Regions from separate parts of the Mus musculus genome. Here region 1 is linked to region 2. A link is a loop called in an ENCODE intact Hi-C map of the cell type or tissue named here. Cell type or tissue: heart. All regions are shown on one strand. Each heading gives the region's core, and the rest is flanking DNA. Links, peaks and the distances in the headings are about the cores only.

Evidence for each region. A loop is a pair of places that touch in the nucleus more often than their neighbours do. Peaks named below come from ENCODE experiments on the same cell type or tissue, not always from the same donor. Only the 100,000 strongest peaks of a DNase experiment are listed, where the experiment ranks them.
Region 1: a loop joins it to region 2, with 4 times the contacts of the local background. A loop is called at or near these places in 8 of 42 quality-filtered maps.

What each region holds. Positions count from the first base shown.
Region 1 is chr10:128,768,962-128,777,288 of GRCm38, reverse strand. It overlaps the pseudogene Rpsa-ps2. Among named protein-coding and RNA genes, the nearest start is that of Mmp19, 18 kb to the left of the region's middle. In heart, for the core only: CTCF peaks have their summits at 3,369 (motif pointing left) and 4,214 (motif pointing left); no DNase peak of the experiment used is centred there.
Region 2 is chr10:128,888,627-128,896,953 of GRCm38, reverse strand. It overlaps Gdf11 (growth differentiation factor 11), which reads left to right and starts at 5,236. Exons shown (of 3, transcript NM_010272.2): 1 at 5,236-5,707. The coding sequence starts at 5,269. It also overlaps a transcript of Cd63 not described here. In heart, for the core only: a CTCF peak has its summit at 1,302 (motif pointing right); DNase peaks (open chromatin) are centred at 823, 1,283, 5,013, 5,583 and 1 weaker place; H3K4me3 peaks cover 5,765 bases; H3K27ac peaks cover 4,537 bases; H3K27me3 peaks cover 2,043 bases.

The DNA.
Region 1 (8,327 bases), core at 303-8,302, 120 kb after region 2:
CTTGATTCCCATTGTAACTTAAAGGGAAACTTACACAATGTCCGGAGCCCTTGACATCCTGCAGATGAAGGAGGAGGATGTCCTCAAATTCCTTGCTGCGGGAACCCACTTAGGTGGCACCAACCTTGACTTTCAGATGGAGCAGTACATCTACAAAAGGAAAAGTGACGGTATCTACATCATAAACCTGAAGAGGACCTGGGAGAAGCTGTTGCTCGCAGCTCGAGCTATTGTTGCCATCGAGAACCCTGCTGATGTCAGCGTCATCTCCTCCAGGAACACTGGCCAGCGAGCTGTGCTGAAGTTTGCTGCTGCCACAGGAGACACTCCGATCGCTGGCCGCTTCACACCTGGGACCTTCACTAACCAGATCCAAGCAGCCTTCAGGGAGCCACGGCTTCTAGTGGTGACCGATCCCAGGGCTGACCATCAGCCACTCACAGAGGCCTCTTATGTCAATCTGCCCACCATTGCTCTGTGTAACAGATTCTCCCCTGTGCTATGTGGACATTGCCATCCCATGCAACAACAAGGGAGCTCACTCAGTGGGTCTGATGTGGTGGATGCTGGCCAGGGAAGTACTCCGCATGCGAGGTACTATCTCCCGTGAGCACCCCTGGGAGGTCATGCCTGATCTTTACTTCTACAGAGACCCAGAGGAGATTGAGAAGGAGGAGCAGGCTGCTGCTGAGAAGGCTGTGACCAAGGAGGAATTCCAGGGTGAATGGACCGCACCAGCTCCTGAGTTCACTGCTGCTCAGCCTGAGGTGGCCGACTAGTCTGAGGGTGTGCAGGTTCCCTCTGTGCCCATCCAGCAGTTCCCCACAGAAGACTGGAGTACACAGCCAGCCACTGAGGATTGGTCAGCAGCTCCCACAGCGCAGGCCACTGAGTGGGTTGGAGCCACCACTGAGTGGTCCTGCGCTGCTGTGCAGGTGCCTGAGCAAAGGGAAAAAAGATGGAAGGAAAATAAAGTTGCTAAAAGCTGAAAAAAAATATTTATTTTATTTAATGTATATGTGTACCACATATGTGCCCAGTGCCCACAGAGGTCAGAAGAGGGTGTCAGATTCCCTGGCACTGAGTCATGAATGGTCATAAACCACCATATGAATCCTGGGAGTTGAACCTGGGTCTTCTGAAAGAGTACACGTATTCTTAACTCGCCCCCATCCACTTTCAAAACAAAAGTCATCGGTCAGCAGATTAGAGGTACATGAGAAAAAAATTCAGAGAGCTTTAGAAACTAAGTGTTGGAATGGGTGAAGAATTTCTAGTCAATCACTAGCCATGGCATAAAGAATAGTGGTCATTAAGATCAGAAGGAACTGATCTGTGAGGGTCCTGACCTTCTGCTATGAAGCTGACAAGGGTGGCCAGTGGTGAAAAGAGAGTAAAGAAGAAGAAGTGCATAGTCAGCCACGGTGGCATGGGCTGAGATAGCAGGATATCAAGTTCAAGATCAGCTTGGGCTACATAATGAGGTTTTATCCTAGAAGCTGGGGGAATGACTCCATGGGTAAAAGTGCATGCCACACCATCTGGAGGACCAGCATTCTGATCCCCAGAACCCAGAGAGCAAGTCTATAATCTCAGTGTTCCTATGTGTGATAGTTTGAGAATGGCCTCACAGACTCATGTGTTTCAATGCTTGTTCCCTAGTAGTTAGAACTGCTTGGGAAGGACTAGGAGGCGTGACCTTGACGTAGGTGAATAACTAGGGTTTGAGGTTTCAGAAGTCAACTTTGTTCCCAGTTACAGTCTCTCTCTCTCTCTCTCTCTCTCTCTCTCTCTCTCTCTCTCTCTCTCCCTCTTTCTCTCTCCCTCTCTCTCTCTCTTCCCCTCTCTTTCCCTCTCTCCCTCTCTCCTTCTCTTCCTTACTTCTCTTCTCCCTCCTCTTCTTCCTCCTCCTCCTCTTTTTTGTTTTTCCTATGTTCATTTGTTTTGTTTCGGTTTTGTTTTGGTTTTGGTTTTTAAGACAGTTTCTCTGTGTAGCCCTGGCTGTCCTGGAACTCACTCTGAAGACCAGGCTGGCCTCAAACTCAAAAGATTTGCCAGCCTCTGCCTCCTGAATGCTGGGATTAAAGGCTACTGCCACCTGTCTACCTTTCTACTCCTTAAAAATAACAGTTGGGGGGCTTGACAGATAGCTCAGGAATTGAGAGCTCTGACTACTTTTTCAGAGTCCTGAATTCAATTCCCAACAACCACATGGTAGCTCAAATCCATCTGTGGTCTGATGCCCTCCTCTGGTGTGTCTGAAGACAGCTACAGTGTCTTCATACATATAATAGATAATTCTTTTTTTAAAAAATTGCATATGGGAGCCAGGCATAGTGGTACACACCTTTAATCCAGTACTTGGGAGGCAAAGGCAGGTGGATCTCTCCTGTTCCAAGACAGCAAGTTCTGAGCCAACCAGGACTACATAGGGAGACCTTGTTTCAAAATTAAAAAAAAAAAAAAGTGGGGTGTGGTGGCGTATGCCTTTAATCCCAGCACTTGGGAGGCAGAGGCAGGTGGACTTCTAAGTTCAAAGCCAGCCTGGTCTACAGAGTGAGTTCCAGGACAGCCAGAGCTACACAGAGAAACCCCATCTTGGAAAAAAAAAAATCAAAATTAAAAAAAAAAATAAAACCCAGGAAGAGAAAAAAAGGACTCTTTTCAAAAAAAGAAATAAATAAAAGACTATTTCAAAGTTCTTTAGTGTAGCAACTGACCATATCCCCAGCCCCAGTCCCCACCACTCTCTCTTTGAGAGAGAAAGTGTTAACCATGTCACCCTGGCTAGTCTGGACCTGAGATCACCTCCCTTTGTCTCCAGAGTCCTGGGATTAAAGGCCTGTGTCACCACCTCCCAGCAACACTACTACACTCTTAATAACAGATTCTCTATTCTTGATATGTGTACTTGGGTTAATTTTGAAGACATATGAAAGGTGTAGATACCATTTCCTTAAGTACTTGGGAGACTAAATAAAAAACGATTACCCAGTGTACTGAGTCTACTTATAATCAAGGCATACAAGAGGATCAGTAGCTTAGGGCCATCCTCAGTTATACAGTGAAATTTTTTACGACAGCCTGAGCTACATGAGATCCCACCTCAGAAAACCCAAAGAGAGGGCTGGCCAGATCTGGCAGCCAGTAAAGGTGCTTTTGGCCAAGCTGGACGACCTGCGTTCAATCCTCTGGACTGGCAGAAAAGAGAGAACTGATTCCACAGGATGTCCTCTCAGTGACATTTGCACACCCGTGCACACACACATACACACGAACAAACATAGGTTTTAGAAAGTTTCTGTACAGGAAAAAAACAAACCTATCTGCTGCTTTGAAAACAAGCAGGTTGAGGAAAATTTCCATACCACTTGGCCTCTCGGTACCACCTAGTGGGCAGCAAACCCCAATACAAGCTAATGCCAAAACGACCAGTCCTAAAACAGCTCACTTCCAAATTCCTAACCTTTGTTACCTGCATAAGGGGGGTGGGGGGGATGACACACCATGAGCAAAGAAAAGCAACTCTCTCTCTCTCTCTCTCTCTCTCTCTCTCTCTCTCTCTCTCTCTCTCACACACACACACACACACGGACATATGGGCTGAATTATAATCTTACTGTGATGGCATTTGGAAGCAAGACCTTAAGGCACTAATTAGATTTAAATGAGGTCATGAGATAGGGAACCTTTAATAAGATTTGTGCCCTAATCAAAGGGGATTCTTTCCAGGATGATAAGCTCAGGAAAAGCCATGTGTGTGACTCTACATAAGAAGGCAGCTACACACAAGGCAAGACGAGAAACTTCTCGGCAATGACATACTAGTTGTGACTTCCTCAACTGATTTTGTGGGGGAAATAAATTTCTCCTTTACCAGTATGATGGATATTCTTGGTCATGGATGGGAAGAGGGACTCAGTTGAAGGACTGCTTGCCTCAGATTAGCCTGTGGGTGTGTTTGTGGGGCGTTTTTTTCTGAGATAAGTGGAGAGGGTCCTAGGCTATTTGTTCTCAATCTGTGGGTCACGACCCCTTGGGAGTTGAAAGAACCTTTCACAGGGGTCACCTAAGACCATTGGAAAACACAGATATAAGAAGTTGGAGAGATGGCTCAGTGGCTAAGAGTGGCTGCTCTTCTAGAAGTCCTAAGTTCAATTCCATGGTGGCTCACAACCATCTCTAATAAGTTCTGATGCCCTCTTCTGGCATGCAGGTGTACATGCAGATAGAGCACTGACAACATAAAATATATAAATAGATCATTTTTTAAAGACACAGAGATTTACATTATACTTCATGACAGTAGCAAAATTACAGTTATGAAGTAGCAACAAAATAATTTTATGGTTGGGGATCACCACCACATGAGGGGCCGTATTAAAGGGTCACAGCATTAGGAAGGGTGAGAACCACTGTCATAGGTGGTCCTAGGTTGCATAAGAAAGCTAGCTGAACAGAAGCAGGGAACAGTCAGTGAGCAATCCTGTCCTTGCTGCTGTTGGTGGTGGGGTTCTGGAGTTGTTTGTTTGTTAGAGACTGGGATCTCCTTATGTAGTTCTGGATGGCCTGGGACTCACTCCATAAACAAAGCTGAATTTGAACTCACAGAAATGCTTCTTCCTCTGCCTCCCAAGTGCTGTGATGAAGGCGTGGACCACCAAGCCCAAAACCCCTGTGGCCTTAAGTTCCTACCTTGGCTTTGCTTCATCGGCTTTAGACCAAATGGAAAAAAAAATACACTTTCTATAAGTTAGTTGTGGTCAGAGTTTTTATTACAGCCATAAAGCAAGGGAGAGCAATTAACTCTCTCACACTCTGACTGGGTCTGAAAATCAAGTTAGTATTAGAATAGCAGATGAAAGCACACAAGTTGTGTTGGGTTATTTTTATGTGTGCAGGGAGTACCTTCAGGAGGGTGATGACAATACAAAGTAGCAGCGAGGGCTGAGAGCTTATACCCTAGGTTAAATCAACTACAAAAATGTGACAAGAGGGGCTGGTGAGATGGTTTAGTGGGTCAGAGCACCGACTGCTCTTCCAAAGGTACTGAGTTCAAATCCCAGCAGCCACATGGTGGCTCACAACCACCCATAATAAGATCTGATACCCTCTTCTGGTGCGTTTGAAGACAGCTACAGTGAACTTATACTAATAAATAAATCTTTGGCCGGAGCAAGTGGGATTGACTAGAGCAAGCAGAGGTCCTAAGTTCAATTCCCAACAATCACATGAAGGCTCACAACCATCTGTACAACTAAAGTGTGTACTCATATACATAAAATAAATAAATCTTTTTAAAAATGTGATAAGAGGAGAGATTGGGCAGCTGTGGAAATGTGGAGAGAGGAACTTTCCTTTTGGGGTTGATTTTTGTTTTGTTTTATTTTATTTTATGTTATTTTATGTTATTTTATGTTATTTTATGTTATTTTATTTTATTTTATTTTATTTTGAGTCTCACACCACCCAATCTGGTCTCAAACTTACCTTTTGACCAAGGATGACTTGAACTCCCGATCCTCCAAGATCCATCTCCCAAGTGCTGCTGGGAGTACAGGCTTGTGCCACCATACCTAGCTCACAGGGTTTGTTTGTGTTAGAGTTCTCTCAGCCTCAGTTCCCCATCTCTGGTAAGAATGTCTCCCCTTCCTCCTGGTAAGGGGGCACCTTTGCAGTCTGCCTTGTGGTCTACTTTCAGGAAGAAAGATGAAACAAAGAGCACCAATATTGTATTTTCTTCCATAGAGAGAATTCTGGAGTTTTAGCACAGAAATATTATAAAGATGTGTTTTTGTTTTAATCCTACGTGTGGTGTACTGGCTGGTTTTATGTGTCAACTTGACACAAGCTAGAATCATCACAGAGGAAGGAGCCTCAGTTGAGGAAATGCCTCCATGAGGTCCAGCTGTAGGGCATTTCTCAATTACTGATCAATAGGGGAAGGCCTGGCATGTTGTAGGTTGTACCATTCCTTGGCTGGTGGTCCTGAGTTGTATAAGAAAGCAGGCTGAGCAAGACTTGGAAAGCAAGCCAGTAAGCAGCACCCTCCGTGGCCTCTGCATCAATTCCTGCCTCGAGGTTCCAGCCCTACTTGAGTTCCTGTCCTGACTTCCTACAATTATGGACTATGATTTCCAAGTGTAAGCCAAATCAACCCTTTCCTCCCCAACTTGCTTTTTGGTCATGGTGTTTTGTCGCAGCAATAGACATCCTAAGACAAACTGGTACCAGTTTAGTGGGGCTTTGCTGTATACAGACCTGACCATGTTTTGGGGAGGATTTGTGGAAGGACTTTGGAACTTTGGGCTAGAAAAGCCATTGAGTGTTATGACCATGGCGGCAATGTTCTGTAGGAGCTTGGAAGATAAGAATTTTGAGAGCTGTGCAGAAAATGGATGCCTGGCTTGTGGCATTTCAGAGGGAAGACTGAAGGCTCTCTCAGAGCCATTTCTATTTTGATTGCAAATATTCTATGGTTCTGGTTAGCTGGGGCTGAAGAATCAGCTGTGATTAACACAGTACCAGAACTACTAAAGAGAAACCTTTGTTTTACTGGGACAATTAATAAGAGACCGGCATCACTGAGGTGAAATCTTCTGGGAAGTGTTTCTTGGGAGCACAGAGAAGCTGTGTTCCAGAGGCAGCCACAGTTGTACTTCACGTTGGCAGCTGGACTTGGTAATATATAAGGGTTACCCAGGTGGTACTTGTTTTGAAAGCATGAAGGGGTCATGAAGAGCAGCTGAAGCTTGGCACTGTGAGAGGCCAGGAGAGGTCATTGATGAAGATGCAGCCTCAGTGGCGGTTGGAGGCCCAGGGCTGAAAGGGTCATGTAGAGAAGCTGAGGCTTGGCACCGGGAAAAGCCTATGAGAGGCTACTGATGAAAGTGCAGCCCAGTTGCAGCAAGGGACCCCAGCAGTTTTGGAGATGCCAGGTAACATAGTGGTTTGTTGAGCTAATAGAAACCCTGACTAAGACGTGTGGGGATTTGGGGATGTGTCACGGCAGCTGATTATGATGTGCCTCATGCTCTAGCAGAAGCATGGTTTTGCCAGCTGTTGATAGTTTCTGTGATTGTGTGACCTTTGGAATTTTGGGAACTTTTTGGAGGGTATATATATAAATGCTGGGACCATGAAAGGTAGGGTGGGTGGTTGTTGGTCGTTCGGGGATGTTGGTTGTGGTTTGTTAGTAATCATACTCAAAGAAGAAATAAGACAGAAATTAGATTCAAACAACCCCCCCTCCCTCCCTCTCTCTTCCCTCTCTCCTTTATCTCCTATCTAGTGATGGGGTGAAATGGAGGGGGAGGGAGAATAAAGGGTGGGGAAAAAGAAGATCCCACAATGTAGCAAAGACCAGCTAAATTCTTCAACTTAAAATAACCAATATGTTAAAGTAGCATATTTCAGGATGGTAGGCTCTAAATTCACCAGTCTCATGGGCCATGTTTTGAAGACTCCTGCCTTACACGTAAATGTTCTTCTGTGGAGGAAAACAGACCCTGCAAAACTGAAAGCATGTTGGCCACATACTTGTCACCCTGAGACCTGCCTGCAAATGCAGGCCGAGTCTTCACTGCCAGATTTTCATGCAGTGTTAGTCACGCTATTCAAATGCTATCCTTGCCATTACATGCCTATAATCCCAACACTGGGGGATGATGATGCAGGAGGATGCCAGTTTAGGTGACATAGTAAGACCCAGTCTGAGGGCCTGGCACAAACCTTTAATCAGGCCTTTGCCAGCCTGCCTGCTACCATGCTCCCATTCCATGATGATCATGGACTCTTAACATTCTGAAACCCCAAACTAACTCTTCTCTAAGTCCCCTTGGTCATGGTATCTCAGTCAGGGCAATTGAAAATTAACTGAAACACATAGCAGCAGTTATGCCTGTTACTTTTCATTTTTTCCCCCTTTGAGACAAGGTTTTCAGACAGTTTCAGCCCTGGCTGGTCTGAAACTCCTAAAGACCTGTCTGCCTCAGAGTCCTGAGTACTGGGATTAAGGTGTGTTCTACCACAGCGGCTTCTAGCTGGCTTTAATAAAGGATTTTTATCAGGGCTACATAAATGATTCGGAGGTTAAAAGTATACTGTTCTTGCAGAGGTCCTAAATTCAGTTACCAGGACCCACTTCAGACAACTCATAACTACCTGTAACTCCAACTCCAAGGAGCCCTACACCCTCTTCTGGAATCCACAGGCACCTGACCTGTGTTCCGATGACATTCATTCACATAGACATAGAAGCATAAAAAAAAATCCTTAAAAACTCATTCATGTCGGCCAGGGGGAAGTGGTATGTGCCTTTAAGCACT
Region 2 (8,327 bases), core at 320-8,319:
CCCAGCCAGGAAAAGCTGCTCCACACCCCTAGAGAGGCACATACTAGAAGGGAAGAGAGTAGGGAGGTAAGCCTCCAGGGAGGTCCTCTCCCCCCACCCCCTGCTCCTACAATTCAACCATTTCACCCTCCTCACCCACCCCAAGGAAGCCCCCAAGTATGGAAGAATAAAGCCATTAGCCCCAGAGATAAGGCTTTTGGGGGGAAAATGGAGATAGGATTAGGGAATACTGTGTACCACTGCAACCTGACCTCGCCTAATCTTAGAAGCTAAACGGGGTCAGGTCTGGGGGGGCACTTGTGTGGGAAGAATGGGGAAATTCTCTCAAAGGAGGCAAGAAAAGTAGCTTTCTCCAAAAGCCCAGCTCTAATGTACAGGGCAGGAAGGGGTGCCGCAGATCAGGGAAGCAGTGTATTCCTCATACCCCACCCCCACTCCATCCCACTCTCCACCCCCGTAACAGCACCCTTGAGCCTTGGCCTCGAACACTGGCAACAGACTCCTCAGGAGCAGTTCTTGCTTCTAAGGCTGTTAACAGACCGCATACCGGAGAACGCACTTCCATCCCTCTACCGGCTCCCTCCCCTAGATACTTGCTTCCTTTTCACCCGTAGCTCACAACCTTCAAACCTAAATACCAGCCTCAAGACCCTTACCCACATTTGCTATGAACCAGTCAGGACCTGGAAGGAGGCGGGTATGGAGGTCGCTCTGGTAACCTAGGAGAGGGGCACCCCTAGCTGGAAGGCAGTTACCAGGGAGACCAGGGCAGTGAGCTGGGATCCAAGCCAGGGTTGGCACATACCGGTATAAGCAAAGGGTGGGTGCGTGGGCTGTTTGGTTGGCGGGTGACAGGGTCTCTCTAGGTAGCCCGGGCTGACCTTGACTTATAGCAATGATCTGCCTCACACTCTCTCTTGACACTTCGGCTTACAGACTTGCGCTATCACCCCAGCAAGCAAAAGTCTTAATGTTCTGCTTTCTTCCAACTCCTGTCCTATAAAGCAACTAGCGCCCCCTTCTCACGACTAGGTCTGGGGCAGACGGAAAGCTAGGAATTACTTTATGCGTCTTAGAGGAATCATAAGGGACCAAACCTGAGAGAAGTCAAGGAAAGAAGTGACTCTAGGAGGGGTTGAGGAAGAGACAAAGCTTACTCTTTTTCAAAACTTCGCCTGAAGATGTTGTTCACCAGTACAGCGTTTGCCTACGGTACTCGGGTTCGAGGTTGGGGAAAGGTACTCCTGACTTGAAAAGTCTGAAGGGCAAGTATCAAAACCACTGGTCTGACGTTTCATGTTATTCCACCAGAGGGCAGTCTTGTCCACTTAATGAATTACTAGTCCTAGCGATAAAGCCAGGGAGTGGAAATCTGTCGAGCAAATTGTTGAGTGCTTTCCTGGTATTTGGCCTATAACAACCCCTTGTGGACAAAATTACACAATTTTCTTCACCGCCACCACCACCTAGGTTCACTCACTGAGGGTCATTCAACCTTTAGTTAAGGCTGCTAAGAAATACATTCGTGAAAAGGGTTCTGCTGTTGGGTGTCCCAGTGTGAGGTTGCAAGCACAGTAAGAGGTGACGAAGGCTGACTGATACTATTAGAGTGCTTTGTCAGACCTCATGCTTCAAAAATAGCTGTGGATTCTAAGGTGTAAGGGGCTTTAATAAGCTGGGCTGGCAAGGCGGCTCAGCAGATAAAGGTACTTGCCATCACACCTGATGACCTGAGTGTTTGATCCTGGAGACCCAGCACATGGTAGAAAGAGAAAACTTACTCCATAAAATTATCTGATCCTTTTGTGCATTCTCCTAACCCCCACTCCCGCCTGGCATGCACACACACACACACACACACACACACACACACACACACCTTGTTCAAGTTCATACAGCCAGAAAGGAAGGTTGCTGGGACTTGGCATACAGGCATCCTAGATCTATTAGAGAAGCTACAGTAAGAAAGGGGATTCCTGAATGATTTATCTAAAAATTTCCTCTACACCGAGACCTAGTAAAAGTACAAATTTGGCCAAGAGATTTGGAGACTGGAAGTTGGATGCTAGGAATTAAGCTTGGGCATCACACTCAGCTCCTGAACTCCAGCTCCAGCTGAGAAGTGGGTCCAAGGAGAACACTTGGATGATAAAACAAGATTGGAGTGCTACATCCAGGTACGTAGTCTGTGTACATACTGCCATTCATCAAGTGAAGCCTGCAGGATAGGGCACATCTGAGCAGAGAGAGCTTCTGTACTTGGTCTGTGATGTTTGAGGAGCCTCGGGTCCCCTGGACTGGAGCGTTAGCAGGTATTATGCACCTACTGTTTGCTTCTCTCGTCTTTGACCTTCCACTCGATACAAGTTTGAGGAGGAAGTGAATGTAAGTTGTCCATTCTCTAAAGAAGCAGAAAGGGGCAGCACCATTTCTGCTCTCAAAGTGTTTGTGTTTTCAGAGACAGGGTCCCACTAGATCACCCTGGCTAGCCTGGAACTCTTTGTGTAGACCAGGCTAGCCTCTGCCTCCTGGATTAAAAGCATGCTCCACTACACTTGGCTGGTTTGCAATTTTTTGTTTGTTTTTGTTTGGTTTGTTTCCTGAAGAAAATAACATCAAAGTAATAGGTTTGAAAAATGGGAACGCAGCAGAGTATGCGGTAAGAACAATCAGGGCTCTGAGGGATCAGAAAGGGACAAAAGAGGATCCTGAAGAAGAAGCCCTGACTCCCTGACACTCTTGGCCGGCTCCGAGGTAATCCTCACAACTAGTTGAAGGTAGAAATTATGGTCTCCATTTATAGATAAAGAAACTTGATGATTGCTCAGTGGAAGAGTTCTTGCTTTGTATGCACAGCCCCTTGGTTCTACCTCACCCCACACCCAATTCAAGGTACAGGGAAGAGAACACAGAGAGAGGGAGAGAAAAACTTGGTAAGTTATCGACACTCCCATGTTTTGGTCCAAAGCAAGGGAGTAATGAGAAGTTTCTGGATTGTGTTCCATTCAGTCCCTGTTCTTCTTCTTTTTTCTTTTTTAATATTTATTATGTTTATTATATATAAGTACACTGTAGCTGTCTTCAGACACACCAGAAGAGGGCATCAGATCTCTTTACAGATGGTTGTAAGTCACCATGTAGTTGCTGGGATTTGAACTCAGGACCTCTGGAAGAGCAGTCAGTGCTCTTAACTGCTGAGCCATCTCTCCATCCCTAAGTCCCTGTTCTAAATAGGAATAGGTCATGTATTCAGAGCTTCTCACCTACCCTGCTTCTCCCTCACAGCTGAACCCCAATAGTTACCCTCATTCCACTCCAGCTCCCAAACCCAATTCTGTTCTTTTGTTTATGCCTAACTAACTTTAACATATATATATATATATTTTAATTAGGGTTTAATTCCAGAGAGGAAACCAAAAACCTTCTACTTGGTCCAAGAATCCCAATAGTGAGGTCTATACATTTTACATTTATCTATATATTTTTTTGAGACAGGGCCTTCCTACTGACATTTATACATTTTGTTCAGTGAACACTGCGCGAGACACTGGAAGAGCAAATCTCAACCCCCTAACATTTTCAGTTTGCCAAGGGATCTTCAGAGACATGGGTCAAGGCATGCTTATACAGAGAGCTCTCTGGAGGCTGAGGCAGGAGGATAACTGAGTTTGAGGCCAGCCTGGGATGCATCTGAGACTCTGTCTCAGAGGATAGAGGAAAAGGAGAAGAAAGGGTTTAGGGGAGGGGAAGAGGGGGAAAAAGAGAAACAGAGACCTGGGAAGAGGGAACCAGCAGTAGTGGCTGAGCACACCTGTACACTGTCTTCCTCGTGTACTGAGCTGTCTGGCTGCGCTTAGGACCACACCTGAAGACCATGGCTGGTCCCATTCCAGAGTGGCTCCCCTTGGGGTTTGCTATCTCCACATTAGACATCTGAGTATAGACCCTGCTCTTACCCTTACGCCTAAAACTTCAAGCTTTCTCAGACATGTAAGACCTTACAAACACAAAGACGTAGCTAGGAACCCAGAGAGAGGGTCCAGATTCCTCGCCAAGCACCACTTTCAAGCCCTACCTCATCCCTCATCTGGCTCTTCCCCTCATGGCTCCCACCCTTTCCAGCCCGATCACGATCACTCTCTTTGTTCTATTAAACCTCAATCTCAAGATCACAGGCCTCCTAGATAGTTTTCTTCCGGGCTCAGTACTTGTCAACTTCTCAGCTTGTCCCTGGCCTCTTCCTCTCCTGACCGCCTTCATCCCTGTGATAAATCAGCCTGATGTTCCATTTTATGGGTTCTTTAAACATCCTGGGCTACCTCTGGTAGCTGAGGCTATTCTTCACATCTCCACCTCTTCCCCTTGGGTGTCTCTTTGCGCTCCAACCAAGGCTGACTTGTGTGTGTTACTTCCTCCCCTGGTCTTTTCTCTGCACCTGCCTCCTCAGGGGTTGCTACCTCCAAGGTATCCCCTGTCTCTGCCTCTCCCTCTTGCGCAGGGTACCATCAGCTCCCTCTGACCCATCCGTTCTCTTGCCCACCTCTCCTGCTCTCTCCTGTTCGACTCCGTAGAATTCGGTTAGCCACCCCTCTTTGCGCTCTACCTTTGTCTTTGACTCTCTCCACTCTTAACTGTCCCACTAGTTTTTCTGGTCGTCTTCAGTCTTCGCTCTTGCTCTCTAGCTAAGTCTCTCCCTTCTGTGACTTCTTTTCTCTCTTTTGTCTCTCCCTCTTCCCTTCCTATCTGGGTATCTTTGGATCTGCCTCTTCCCCCACCCCCAACCCCTACCCACCGCTCCGTCTGTCCCCGATCTCTCTGACTCGGTCCCTCACGGCCTCTCCCCCCCTCCCCCTCATCTTTCGGTCTCTTCATCTTTCTCTGGACCCGTGCTCGCTCGTGTTCTCTCTCTCTCTCTCTCTCTCTCTCTCTCTCTCTCTCTCTCTCTTTTCCTCGGTTCTCTCCGGCTCCCTCTCTCGCCTCGGATGACAGCGCTACCTCTTTTGTTGGCTCCGCAGCCAATCGCGGCCGCTGACGACACGGGGGCCGGGGCTATAAAGGGCCCGGCCCGGGCTTGGGCCCCCCCAGCTGCCCGCCCCGGCCGCCCGCCCGCCCCGCCCGTGCGCCCGCCGCCCCCGGCCCCCGGCCCCCCCTCGGCCGGGCAGCCCCCAATCCCGCGCCGCCCGGACCCCCTCCTCCTCCCTCTTCCCTCCGCCCCCTCCCCGCGGGACTCCGGCGTCCCCGCCCCCCAGTCCTCCCCTCCCCTGCAGCATGGTGCTCGCGGCCCCGCTGCTGCTGGGCTTCCTGCTCCTCGCCCTGGAGCTGCGGCCCCGGGGGGAGGCGGCCGAGGGCCCCGCGGCGGCGGCGGCGGCAGCGGCGGCGGCGGCCGGGGTCGGGGGGGAGCGCTCGAGCCGGCCGGCCCCGTCCGCTCCGCCGGAGCCGGACGGCTGCCCCGTGTGCGTGTGGCGGCAGCACAGCCGCGAGCTGCGCCTAGAGAGCATCAAGTCGCAGATCCTGAGCAAACTGCGGCTCAAGGAGGCGCCCAACATCAGCCGGGAGGTAGTGAAGCAGCTGCTGCCCAAGGCGCCGCCGCTGCAGCAGATCCTGGATCTGCACGACTTCCAAGGCGACGCGCTGCAGCCTGAGGACTTCTTGGAAGAGGACGAGTACCACGCTACCACCGAGACGGTCATAAGCATGGCCCAGGAGAGTAAGTGGGCTGCGGGGTGCGCGCGGTGCGGTGCAGTCCGGGAAGGACCCGGAAGCCCTTTCTGCGAAAACTTGACGGATTGGGGAGCCGGGCCACTCCACACAACTTTTTGAGCGGAGAAGATGGGCAGCGGAGTTGAGTGCACGCCCCGTTCTAGGGTGGGGGGGTGGAGGATGGCGCGTTGGGGGAGGGGGGCCAAACCAGGCAGGTTGTGAGCTATTGCTTTCCATCCCTTGTGAGAAAAAGATTCAAGTTGAAGTAGTCCTAGAAACTGGCACCCTACAGTGACTTTTCTGGAGCGTTAGGTGGGGAGCTTCCGTGACCCGTGCAGTCTCAGCTGGGCCGCAGTGCCATCTTCCCACTGCTCTGGCACCAGCATCAACTCCTTGCCCGGTGCTCCGGAAGGCGCCCACCGGCTTTCGGAAAAACTAAGTGTTCCTCTAAGGCCATGGCATAGGACCCAAACCCGGTGTACGTCTCAGCAACTCAGCTGACACCTCTCCTTTCTGCACCTGATCTCGCACTGGGTATCCCCTAGGACCTAGAAGAGCTGTTCCTTCCTGGTACCGAAAGAGCTCAAATAACTCAACTCCACTGCGCTTGCCACTTAACGAGTATCATTTGGTTACTCTCATCTTAGCGTGCTCACTCCCTGTCCTACCCACAGCTGGAGCCAAAGAAGACCCAGGGAGAAAGAACTAGATGAGGGGGATGGGAGAACCCAGGCATCCGAGCCCCTGGCCAAACGGAGGATGAACACTCTGATAGACAGGAGCGGCTTTGAAATTTTATGGCCTGGAAAATCCAGGCCAATACTACCGCCCCCACTGCCTTCTCTCCCTAGGGTCAGGTGACTCCCTTTCCCCTCCCCCACTGACTGTAGTCCCCCCCCCCCCCAACTCCAGGGAACCAGGCTTTCTCTATTCCCTAGTGGTTTGGCAAGCCCCCCCTCCTTTGGTTTTATGGCTCTGAACAGAAGGGGGGGCTGGTTTATTGGCAGATGGGTCATAAAAAGCTGGGGGTTGCGGGAAATCCTAGTGGCCCACCCCCATGGTAGAGGTACAGGAACCCAGGTGTGCATTTGGAAGGTTGAGAGCCTGGCACTTGCCACCCAGTTTCTGCAGAATTCAACTCCAACTTGGTTAGGATTGTAAAGAAAACTCAGAGTCAGGAAACTCTCTCTCTCTCTCTCTCTCTCTCTCTCTCTCTCTCTCTCTCTCTCTCTCTCTCTCTCTCTCTCTCGTGTGTATGTGTATGTGTATGTGTGTGAGTGTGTGTGTGTGTGTGTGTGTGTGTGTGTGTGCACAGAGATCTGATCTTGGGTTCTCAGGCTCCCTTGTTCTTATTGCTTCTACTTTTGGAAACCAGGGTCAGTCTTTGATTGACTAAGGGCAGGGATAGGGAAAAGATTCTAGAAAACAGTTGTAGGGAAATAATGAATGACAAAATTTTCTGGAAGATGCAGGATATATAGAGAAAAGATACTCTGCTCTGTGTGATGTAAAGTGTGTATTTCCAGGGTGAGTGACCCAGCTGCAGGCTTCCCATTGCCTTCACTATCCCTAGCCTCCTGTAACCAGAAGGCTTGAGTCCAGAATTAACTCTGGTAGTGGAGAGCAGCAGGAAGTGAAGGGACTCTGAATGCACAAATTGGGCAGTAGCCATTAAGCCTGGGGGTGGGATTGTACCAGTAGATGAAGTTGGGTCTCACCCTGACTTCCATTTTAGTGCCACTCCAGGACTTAGGTAACCCAGGAACTGGGTTTCAAACCAGGTATTGTACTTCCCCTTTAAGAGTCTAGCTGCGACCTTAAGAGAGGGAGGGGGAGTAGAGGGGAGGGGAGGGAGAGAGGAGAGGGGGGAAAAGGAAAAAGAGACTTTTATAGTCTAATCCCCAGGGACCCGCTTTAATAAGAGACTTGTGCTCTGCTAATCGGGGGAGGTGTTTGTCAGCAGAGATGGCCTCTGCTCCCCTCCCCCTGCCTCCCCTCCCCCAGCCAACCCCGGACCCCAGCCCCCACCTTTCCTAGGCTGTTCGGCCTGCCCTAGTTCCCTCTACCCTCTCACTCTCCCACCCCAGCCTTCATCCCTGGGAACCCAGCCCCCTGCTCTTCTAGGAGCCAAGCCCTGCCCCTCAGTTTGTCTCTCCTGTGCACGCTAAGAGGCCCCTGCCCTCTCGCCCAACCTCCTGCCCCTGGGCCATCCAGCCTGAGTTGGGAGAGGGTGTGTGGTGGGGTGGAGGCTGTAGGCAGAGAGGGGGTTGGGCCTTTGCTGAAAATAGTGCAGTGACCTCTCTCCCCCACCAGCACCGCCTCCTAAACCTGACCTGCTGCCTGCCACCAACCAAATCAATCCAACACAGATGTGGCCCCTTCCCCTCCCCACCAGAGCTCCATAGCTTTACCTGCTTCTTTGTTCCTTCTTCTGCACCTTTCCATCTCTTCTTTACCCCACGAGGGTCCCACCTTTGCCCTCTTACCTTACCCACTCCAGTCCAGTCTACCCAGTGTTTCCATTTCCCAAACATTTGCTCCCATTACTGTGATCTACTTGTTCCGTTCCTCTGCTGGTCTTGGTCTAACCTGTCTTCATTCTGTCTCTTCATTCTTATCTTATCATC